Linked DNA regions of Mus musculus: region 1 is linked to region 2. Evidence: chromatin loops called from intact Hi-C (ENCODE). Cell type or tissue: heart. All regions are shown on one strand. Links, peaks and the distances in the headings refer to the core of each region. The heading gives the core; the rest is flanking DNA.

Region 1 (4,393 bases), core at 161-4,160, 74 kb after region 2:
GTTAGTTTTTGTTTTGTTTGGAAAGATTTACTTATTTACTGTGTACAAAGTGTTCTGCCTACACACCAGAAGAGGGCACCAGATCTCATTACAGATATTTATGAGCTACCAAGTGGTTGCTGGGAATGGAACTCAGGACCTCTGAAAGAACAGCCAGTGCTCTTGACCTCTAAGCCATCTCTCTAGCCTACGAGAGACCATTGTTAACACAATATAAGGAATAGCAATTTGTAAAGGAAACACCTGACATAAGACTGATCAGCAGGTAAAACGCTTGCTGGGCAAGCCCAAAAAGCTGAGTTTGAACTGCAGAACCCACATACCATGAAAGGAGAGAACCAACTCCACAGAGCTGTCCTTTGATCTCCACACAGGCAATGTGACACACATCCCTGCCACCCTAATAAAAACAATAATCAATAGATTCTAGAAAGTAAAAATAAAAGCACGGATGTTTTAACTTTCAACGCAAACACTCTGGCATTGCAGTAAGTACCTATAAGGGCAGCTTTTGGGTGACAGAGGCAGGAGGCTCAGAAGTTCAAGACCCAAGCTGGCAAGATGGCTTAATGGCTAAAGACAGAGGCTTGCTGCCAAGTCTGAGGATATGAGTTTGATCTCTGGGATCACAGTGGAAGAAAGAAGCCACTCCTGCAAATTGTCCTCTGATCTTCACACATGTGCTCCCCCCCACAAATGAAAAGTTAGTTTTAATTTAATTTAATTTTTGAAAAGCTTGAGGCCATCCAACAGCTGAGCCACTCTCAAGTACTCTGCTGCGTCCCATCACTTCCTCACTTCCCCAGACTCAACGTCATGCCCTTCCCACCCTATCCTGGCCCAGTCCCCACTTCTCCAGGAGCCACCTCCCATAGGCCACGTCCACAGAGGAAAAGAATTGTATGTCCACCATTCAGAACCTCCACTCTTTGACCTCTAGTCCCCATTAATTCTCATTGGTTCCCATTAATTCAGTATGTCATAGAGCTGTACGGTAGATCACCTCGAGTGGAACAGAAATCTGCAGTGAAAGGTACCTACAGACTTCCCAGAGCCCTTGAACCAGACCTTAGAGAGTCTCTCTGTCAACAGCGGGGGAGTAACCAGCACTAGGTCCCCCTGGGACTCTTGGTCTTTTGATCCCTTCACTGATGCAAGGGAAGTGATGACTTCCTAATGACACTGAGGGCATCCATGGAAGAAGCCAGGCGAGAAAGGACAGGAAGACCCATACTACTGCTGCCCATGGAACACGGATGGCTACAGTAAAAAGGCACTAGTGGAGGCGTTTAAGAAGGTATTTGCCTGTGATGGCACTATAAATGAGCATGTGGAACAAGGAGAAGTAATTTAGCTACAGGATGTGCAGTACATGACATGACAGCTCCTGACAGAGACTGGATTGTCCAAGTGTGAAGTCTAAGTTGAAGGTTCGTGAGGTTTTTGTTGTTGTTGTTTGTTTTTTGTTTTTTTTTGGTTTTTTTTTAATGTTGTGGCTTTCTGAAGTTTCAGTGAGGATCTTCTGACAATTAGTAGGATTTCCTTTCTGTCCCTCAAGTTTTAAAACCTCACAGGTTGTATAATGTGATCCACTTTTGGGGATTCACTTTTAACTTGGATTAGTATAACTGGATACAGTAAACTGAAAAGATGCAGGGCTCAGTAGTTAAGAGCACTGGGCACTGGGCTGGTGAGGCCGGTCAGAGGCTGAAGGCACTTACCCCCAGGCCTGGTGACCTAAGTTCCACTCCCAGGAACCATGAGGTGAAAGGAAAGAGCTGACTTCTACAAGCTGAACTCTGACCTCCACCTGTGCAGTGTGACATACACACAGAAACACACACACACATAAATAAATAATTTTTAAAAAGAGTACTTGATGCAGGGGCTGGAGAGATGGCTTAGAGGTTAAGAGCACTGGCTGTTCTTCCAGAGGTCCTGAGTTCAGTTCCCAGCAACCATATGGTGGCTCACAACCATCTGTAATGGGATCCGATGCCCTCTTCTGGTGTGTCTGAAGAAAGCGACACTGTCCTCACATATATAAAATAAATTTTTAGGAAATAGTTTTTTTAAAAAGAGTACTTGATGCTAATCTAGAGCACCGGCATTTGGTTCCTAGCAACCCCATGGCAGCTCATAGATGTCTATAACTCCAGCTCCAGGGGATCTAGTGCCTTCTTCTTACCTCAGAGGGCACCAGGCATGCATGTAATGCAGGCAAACCCGCACACATGTAAAATGAAAACAAAGAAATGTTTTGTTTTGCTTTTAAAATGGAGCTAATGTTGAAAAAAAGTTCAAGACCAGCCAGGGCCCCATAGAAGAATATCTCAAAGAGGGAGAGGAAAAGGAAGAAGAGGAGGAGGAAGAGGGGAAGGAAGAAAGAAAGGAGGAGGAGTGGAAGGAGGAGGAGGAGAGAGGAGGAGATTAGGAAGGGAAAGGAGGGAAGCTAACAAATTGGCTTTAGGTAGCTATATACAAACCCATGGTGGGGCTGAGAGTAGGCTGCCCCCTTCTGGAACTTCCTAGTACTGCAGTAACTCCTTATGTAAACAGGTTCTTGGTGGGGAGGGGGGCTCTGGGTGAACCCTAGCCATCTCCAGCTACACAACTGTGAGTGAATGGGCTTCTGTGCGGTGTACAGACCGCAACAGGACAGTGGTCCTCATGTTTCCTGGGGATTTAGAAACCTCTCTGAATTTCATTTTGTAATGGCCAGACCACATGGTTTACAGGGCCCCATCAATGCCTCACATTGGTACAGTTTAAAGAATAGTTTGGGGGCTGGTGAGATGGCTCAGTAGTTAAAAGCACTGACTGCTCTTCCAGAGGTCCTGAGTTCAAATCCCAGCAACCACATGGTGTAGCTCACAAACATCTTAATCAGATCTGGTGCCCTCTTCTGACCTGTTGTATGCATGATAAATAAATCTTTTTTAGAGGGGCTATAAGGAAATTTGACACTTGGTACCCTAATTAAAAATAAAAAGCTCTTAAAAGAGGGTTTGAACAGGGGTACTCTGGGATGAAACTGCTCCCAGGAGTCATGTTATTAAATGAGAATCCCAGTACCAGGGGTGAGCTGCATCCCCATGAATTGCTGACTGGGGCCCTCAAAGCACTATAGGAAGTTTCCATTGCTCTTAGTTTCCCACCAGGACTAGATGGTAAGACCCTATTGCCGAAGACACCATATGCTCTAATCACAGGGCATAGAGAATCAAGGTGGATGGAGCTGGAAGCGTCTTCCCTGGTGGCTAAAAAGAAAATAGATGATAGATGCATGGATGGATGGATGGATGGATGGGTGGGTGGGTGGATAGATGATAGACAGACAGACAAGACTTCCAGACTATTGACTAACGCTCTCCAAGTCACCAACTGGGACTTCTTTATTCCTACCTGCTATCGTCAGTGAACTACAGTAATTCACTATTTCTACAGTAGATGGCACTACATTGCTCCCAGTGCCACTCCTCCCCTGTCCCCCCAAAACTGAATTTTTTTCAGCCAGAAAATCAATGTGGAAGAAGAACTGAGTGTGACAGGGTCCTCCAATCTGATCTCAAAGACCAAGGAGTGTTCCATGCCCAACAATCACAGATGCTGTGCTATGTAAGCCACTTTGGTAACTTCTGAACAAAATAAAGGCCAAGTGCCGTAACACACAACTTCAGTCCCAGTAATCGGGAGACAGAGACAGGCAGATCTCTGTGAGTTCCAGGCCTACCAGTGTTAATGTAGCACTGTAACATAAGACCCTGCATCAAACAAAAACAAGAAAAAACAAAGGAAATATATATATATATATATAACTGGGGCTGGCAAGATGGCTCAGCAGGAAAGGTGTTTGCTACTACTAAGCCTGACAATATAAGTTCCACACCCCACTCTAACTGCCTTTAAAAATAAAAATATAGGGCTGGAGAGATGGCTCAGTGATTAAGAGGACTGACTGCTCTTCCAGGGGTCCTGAGTCAATTCTCAGCAACCACATGGTGGCTCACAAACATTTATAATATGATCTGGCACCCTCTTGTGGTATGTCTGAAGACAGCTACAGTGTACTCATATACATAAAATAAATAAATCTTTTTTTTAAGTTAAATAAATAAAGAAATAAAAATATAATTTATAAAAAGGCCAAGTTGTTAGGACACACTTACTTAGCTGTCTGCTCCAACTACCTAATCAAGCCAAGGTTATGTTCGTTTTGTTTTTCAAACAAGGCACTGACGCCATTAAGGCCCTCCTAATGCCTATGCCTAAAAATAGAGGGGCGGGGCAAACTGGATTTGGTCACTGTGACACTGGGAATAAGGATAGGCCCAACCTGTGCTCTTCTTCAGTGTTCCGGCCTGCGTGCCACATCCTAAGCACAGATTTCAGG
Region 2 (4,393 bases), core at 208-4,207:
TCAGACCGGCCATGAGACCGAGAGACAAGCGCGTGAGGCTGCGAGCACCTCACGCCGGCGCGAGCGAGGGCTGGGATGAGCTCTGGCAGGAAGGCGGTGCCGAGTTGCCGGGAAATTCAGGAAGTCCTCTTTGCTCAAAAGAGTCCGGGAGGAAACGCAGACTGGAAGGAATAGTTCCGGAAAGAAAAAGAAAAATGACGTCCTGGGGGCGGAGCTTCTTGAACGACGGTCTCTGTGCAGTCCCAGCACCGCCCCCGCCACTGGGGGAAACTTGACATCAACAGCTTAAAATTCTCTTAAAATCTTTCATTTAGGAACTCGACCCCAAATTCACCAAAGCAGGCAGAAGTCATTTTCCCCCTAAGCCTGCCCTCATCTGACATAGAGTGGGTGTTCAATAAGTTTTTTTCTGAAGAGTTGCCACATATCACGCGGGGGGAAAAAAACACATATGCAAAACGTCATAGACACAAGCATGTAACATACATAATTTGAACTAGTCACATGTCCTCAGAAAACATGAGACAAACTGTCACTTGGCCGCAGAGACAAATTGTATCTACTAAAATCCCCAGAGAACAAATACTACGTACGAAATCATATTTTCAATTCTTACTGATTGAGCTCCTACTTATATATTAGGAGTAAAATTCATTGCCGAAAAAAAAAGACATGGTCCCTGCCGTCATATAAAATAGAGTCCAGAGTGAGAGACAGACGTTTATTTTTAAAATCTTACAAAATCTCTGCAAGATCACATCAGAGCACACGGAAGCCAAACATAACACCCAGCTATATGCACAGACCTAGGATGCACTGCTGCCCAGAGACAGAAGATCTTCATTTATGTCTGTTTATCAGACAGACTGGAGGCTACCCACAGTGTTTAACACTCAGTGGGCTTCACTGTCTGTCTTACATGGAAAAATGCTGTGCTTGCAGAATGCCTAGCTGCAAAAAGTACCCTAGGCACTTTTAAAGTCTTTACTTTTAAGTTACAACAGCTCAGTAGGTAGAAAACACCACAAAAGATGAAAGGCACAGTGAAAATCCCCAAGAGTTATCCACATTCAATATAATGGATGGACGGATGGATGGATGGATGGATGGATGGATGACGTGTAGGTAGTAGTGGTGGGAGGAATGTGCTAAGCATGAAATTTATGAAGTCCTAGTAGGCTTCAAATAATTAATATGTGCTTTTAGAAAAAGAACCCCCACCACAGTTATATTTTAAATAGATAAATCAGAAGAAAAGGCACTGAAATACAAAACAGATTGTCAAGGCTACCATAAAGTCGATCCTATCTTACATAAAAAGTAAAGTGGGCAAAAGAAGTAGAATCTTTTAAACAAAATTGGTTTGGAATTCCACATCCTCCTCAAGAATCAAATTCTAAGTGGGGCAGTGGTGGCGCACGCCTTTAATCCCGGCACTCGGGAGGCAGAGGCAGGCGGATCTCTGAGTTCGAGGCCAACCTGGTCTACAAAGCAAGTTCCAGGACAGCCAGGGCTACACAGAGAGACCCTGTTTCGGAAAACAACAACAACCAAGAATCAAATTCTATCCTCAAATACAAACTTGTATTGGGGGACCTAGTCATAGCTGTGGTAGATAAAGGGGGAAGAATTTAATATCCATTTGTAATCCTCCTCTCCCCTCAACAAACAAACAAACAAACAAACAACCGTTCTAAATACCCTAAGTCCAATTTTTCCTTAAAGGACAAAGACTAAACTGTTTCCCTACATCCATCAGGGGGCAGCATATACCCATAGTCAGGGTTCTGTGTCCCTCAGAATACACAGTAAAACTGAGCCTTCTCATCTTCCCCTTTATTCAGATGTGGATCCCCCATCTGTCTCCTGCCTCCTCCCCTTCTAGCCATGCATATCAGGAAGGGCATATGGTTCTTCAGCCAAGAATATTTGCTCATCCATCTACTCAGGACTCATGCAGTGTTCTTTATTAAATAGCAGGAGTCATGGAACCCTGCAAGGTGGCTTCCAAGGGAAATAAACTGCAGACCTATCCCTCATCCATCACTGTAGTGAAGCCTGGGAAGGAAAGAAGAGAAGCCTGGGATGTCCTTAGGCTTTCCCTCTGGCTCCACTCCTCACTCTCCCCAAAGGCTGAGCCTTCTATAAGATTAGGTAGTTCTTATTCTCCCCACTTCTCACAACTGTAATAATTGTTTGTGCTATAATGACTCTTCTATTAGTGCTTGCCTTTCCTCTGCATATCAAACATTCATAGTTTGTTTCCTTCTCTGCCTTTTTCAGTCTCATCACCTGATATATTTGAGCCTTCAACAAATAATTTTAAGGGAGTGGATTAATTCATGAATGAATGAAAGTTTATCATTCAGACCCTCCAAGTACCGATATTGAAACTGTAGGATGTATGCATTAGGATCTAACTCTATTCCTTCTGAGAAGCCTGCTTTGGGTAAGAAATAAGGCACAAGATAAAATGCGCAGCTAACTGAAGTCTTGGCTTCTTTGTGTGTGAAAAAGCTAGGGATTTGTTTTAATTTTTAAAAAGATTTTATTTATTTTATGAGTACACTGTAGCTGTCCTGAGCCATACCAGAAGAGGGCATCGGATCCCATTACAGATGATTGTGAGCCACCATGTGGTTGCTGGGAATTGAACTCGGGACCTCTGGAAGAGCAGTCGGTGCTCTTAACGGCTGAGCCATTTCTCCAGCCCAGGGATTTTTTTTTAATTTTGTTTTTATTTTTATTTGTAGGGGTGTGTGTGGATGAGAGATGTGTACACGAAGGACAAAAGACATCATCAGATCTCCTTGGTTTGAAGTTGATGGTGATTGCGAGTAGCTCAAGGTGGGTGCCAGAAACTCAAGTTCTCTGAAGTTAAAAAAAAAAAAAAGTTTTAACTGGGAGTGATTTATATGAAGGAAAATTAACAAAGTGTCGGATCTGGTGAGTACTGAGAAATGTTCCTCTGGCCTCCTTTCTCATCAGCTGCATTCAGAGCTCTCAGACGAGAAAAAAGCAAGTATCTGTGAGAGATGAACGGAGTCAGACTGGATGGGGAGGCTCCAGATTTGACTGCTGTGCTCAGGGGAGAGAAGTACATGGAGCCAATTAGATTCAGTGAGGAGAATGGGAAAGACCAAGCAGCTGGAGAGGATGAGTGTGAGGAAGGGATGACAGAGGGGCTGGGTGTAAGCGGAAGCAGAGGACAGGCAGCTGGGAGGGGCAATGGGGTAAGAAGGAGACAATTTCCCAGAGCAGCAAGCATCCCTTGCATGACACAATGCAGTGCCAATGCCGGGCCCACTGCAGCCACTATGACACCCAGTGAGAAATGCCTGTAATTAGGAAACTGGCAGTTCTCTGGGCCTCAGCCCAGAGTGAGGATGCAGCAAGAATGTCTGAGCCACACTGAGCCAGGTGATGGAGGAGGCACGGTCAGGACCACTCCAGGTCCATCCCTCAGCCTCACCTGCACTGCTGCTTCAAATTTCTCTTCTCTATCAGGACTCTTACCCTCCCTTAGATGGTCCTGGCTTCCCTCCTCCCTCTGAGGTCTTGAGGCCCTGGATACTGTCCTCAATCAAGACAGATCTTCATCTGCAGGGAACAAGAGCTTCAGCCCCTCCCCACCTCCCTTTCTGTATTCCTTTTGGCTCCTTGGCGCCTATCTCCAAACTCCATGAGCTGGTGATCCAAGTTTGGTGCATGTGTGATTGTGTGTGTGTGTGTGTGTGTGTGAGAGAGAGAGAGAGAGAGAGAGAGAGAGAGAGAGAGAGAGAGAGAGAGAGATTAGGAAGCTTCCTGTTTGTTTGTTTTTTTTTTCCACTTTGATCTTGATGTGTATGCCTCTCCAGGTCTCTATGTGATATGCAGGACATCCGCCAAACACTGCCAGCTTTTCATTTTCAAACCTGATCCAAGACCCTGCCACCGTAAACCATTACATTTTAGCCAGATGACAAATGCAGAGTATATATAACTGGAGGCTAAATGCTTCAGGAAAGGGGCAGATACGCTGTAGCTGGTGGCTGGATGTGCTAATGGGTCCCTGCAGGGTGATCTTTCTTTGAGAACTGAGCTGGGGCTGGGGCAAGAGGTGGGCAGTGAAGACAGATTTTTCTCTACTGAGGATCAGAGATGAGAGCTCTGTGGGAAATGGGGATGAGGTCCTTGTAAGACCAGCCTCAAAGACTCCCTGTTGATGAGAATAGACAGCTTCCTCTTTGCAAATTCTTATGGGAACTTGGCAGACAGGTTGTTGGCTGGCCCAACGGAAGCAATCAGGCCCTTTAACAAGTGTGCCCCCATTTCTATGAAGATCTTTATTATTAACTAGCTCCTAGGAAGCTATCTCCTAAGATCTGATGCAGGGCTCCTGTGGACAAAGGCA

The links. Hi-C counts contacts between places; a loop is a spot of excess contacts. Peaks named below come from ENCODE experiments on the same cell type or tissue, not always from the same donor. Only the 100,000 strongest peaks of a DNase experiment are listed, where the experiment ranks them.
Region 1: a loop joins it to region 2, with 5 times the contacts of the local background. A loop is called at or near these places in 14 of 42 quality-filtered maps.

What each region holds. Positions count from the first base shown.
Region 1 is chr6:29,238,443-29,242,835 of GRCm38, forward strand. No RefSeq gene overlaps it. Among named protein-coding and RNA genes, the nearest start is that of Gm26021, 6.2 kb to the left of the region's middle. In heart, for the core only: CTCF peaks have their summits at 2,529 (motif pointing left), 3,451 (motif pointing right) and 4,047 (motif pointing left); a DNase peak (open chromatin) is centred at 2,529.
Region 2 is chr6:29,164,596-29,168,988 of GRCm38, forward strand. It overlaps Rbm28 (RNA binding motif protein 28), which reads right to left and starts at 129. Exons shown (of 19, transcript NM_133925.2): 1 at 1-129. The coding sequence starts at 13. In heart, for the core only: CTCF peaks have their summits at 250 and 1,759 (motif pointing right); no DNase peak of the experiment used is centred there; H3K4me3 peaks cover 382 bases; H3K27ac peaks cover 365 bases; H3K27me3 peaks cover 1,343 bases.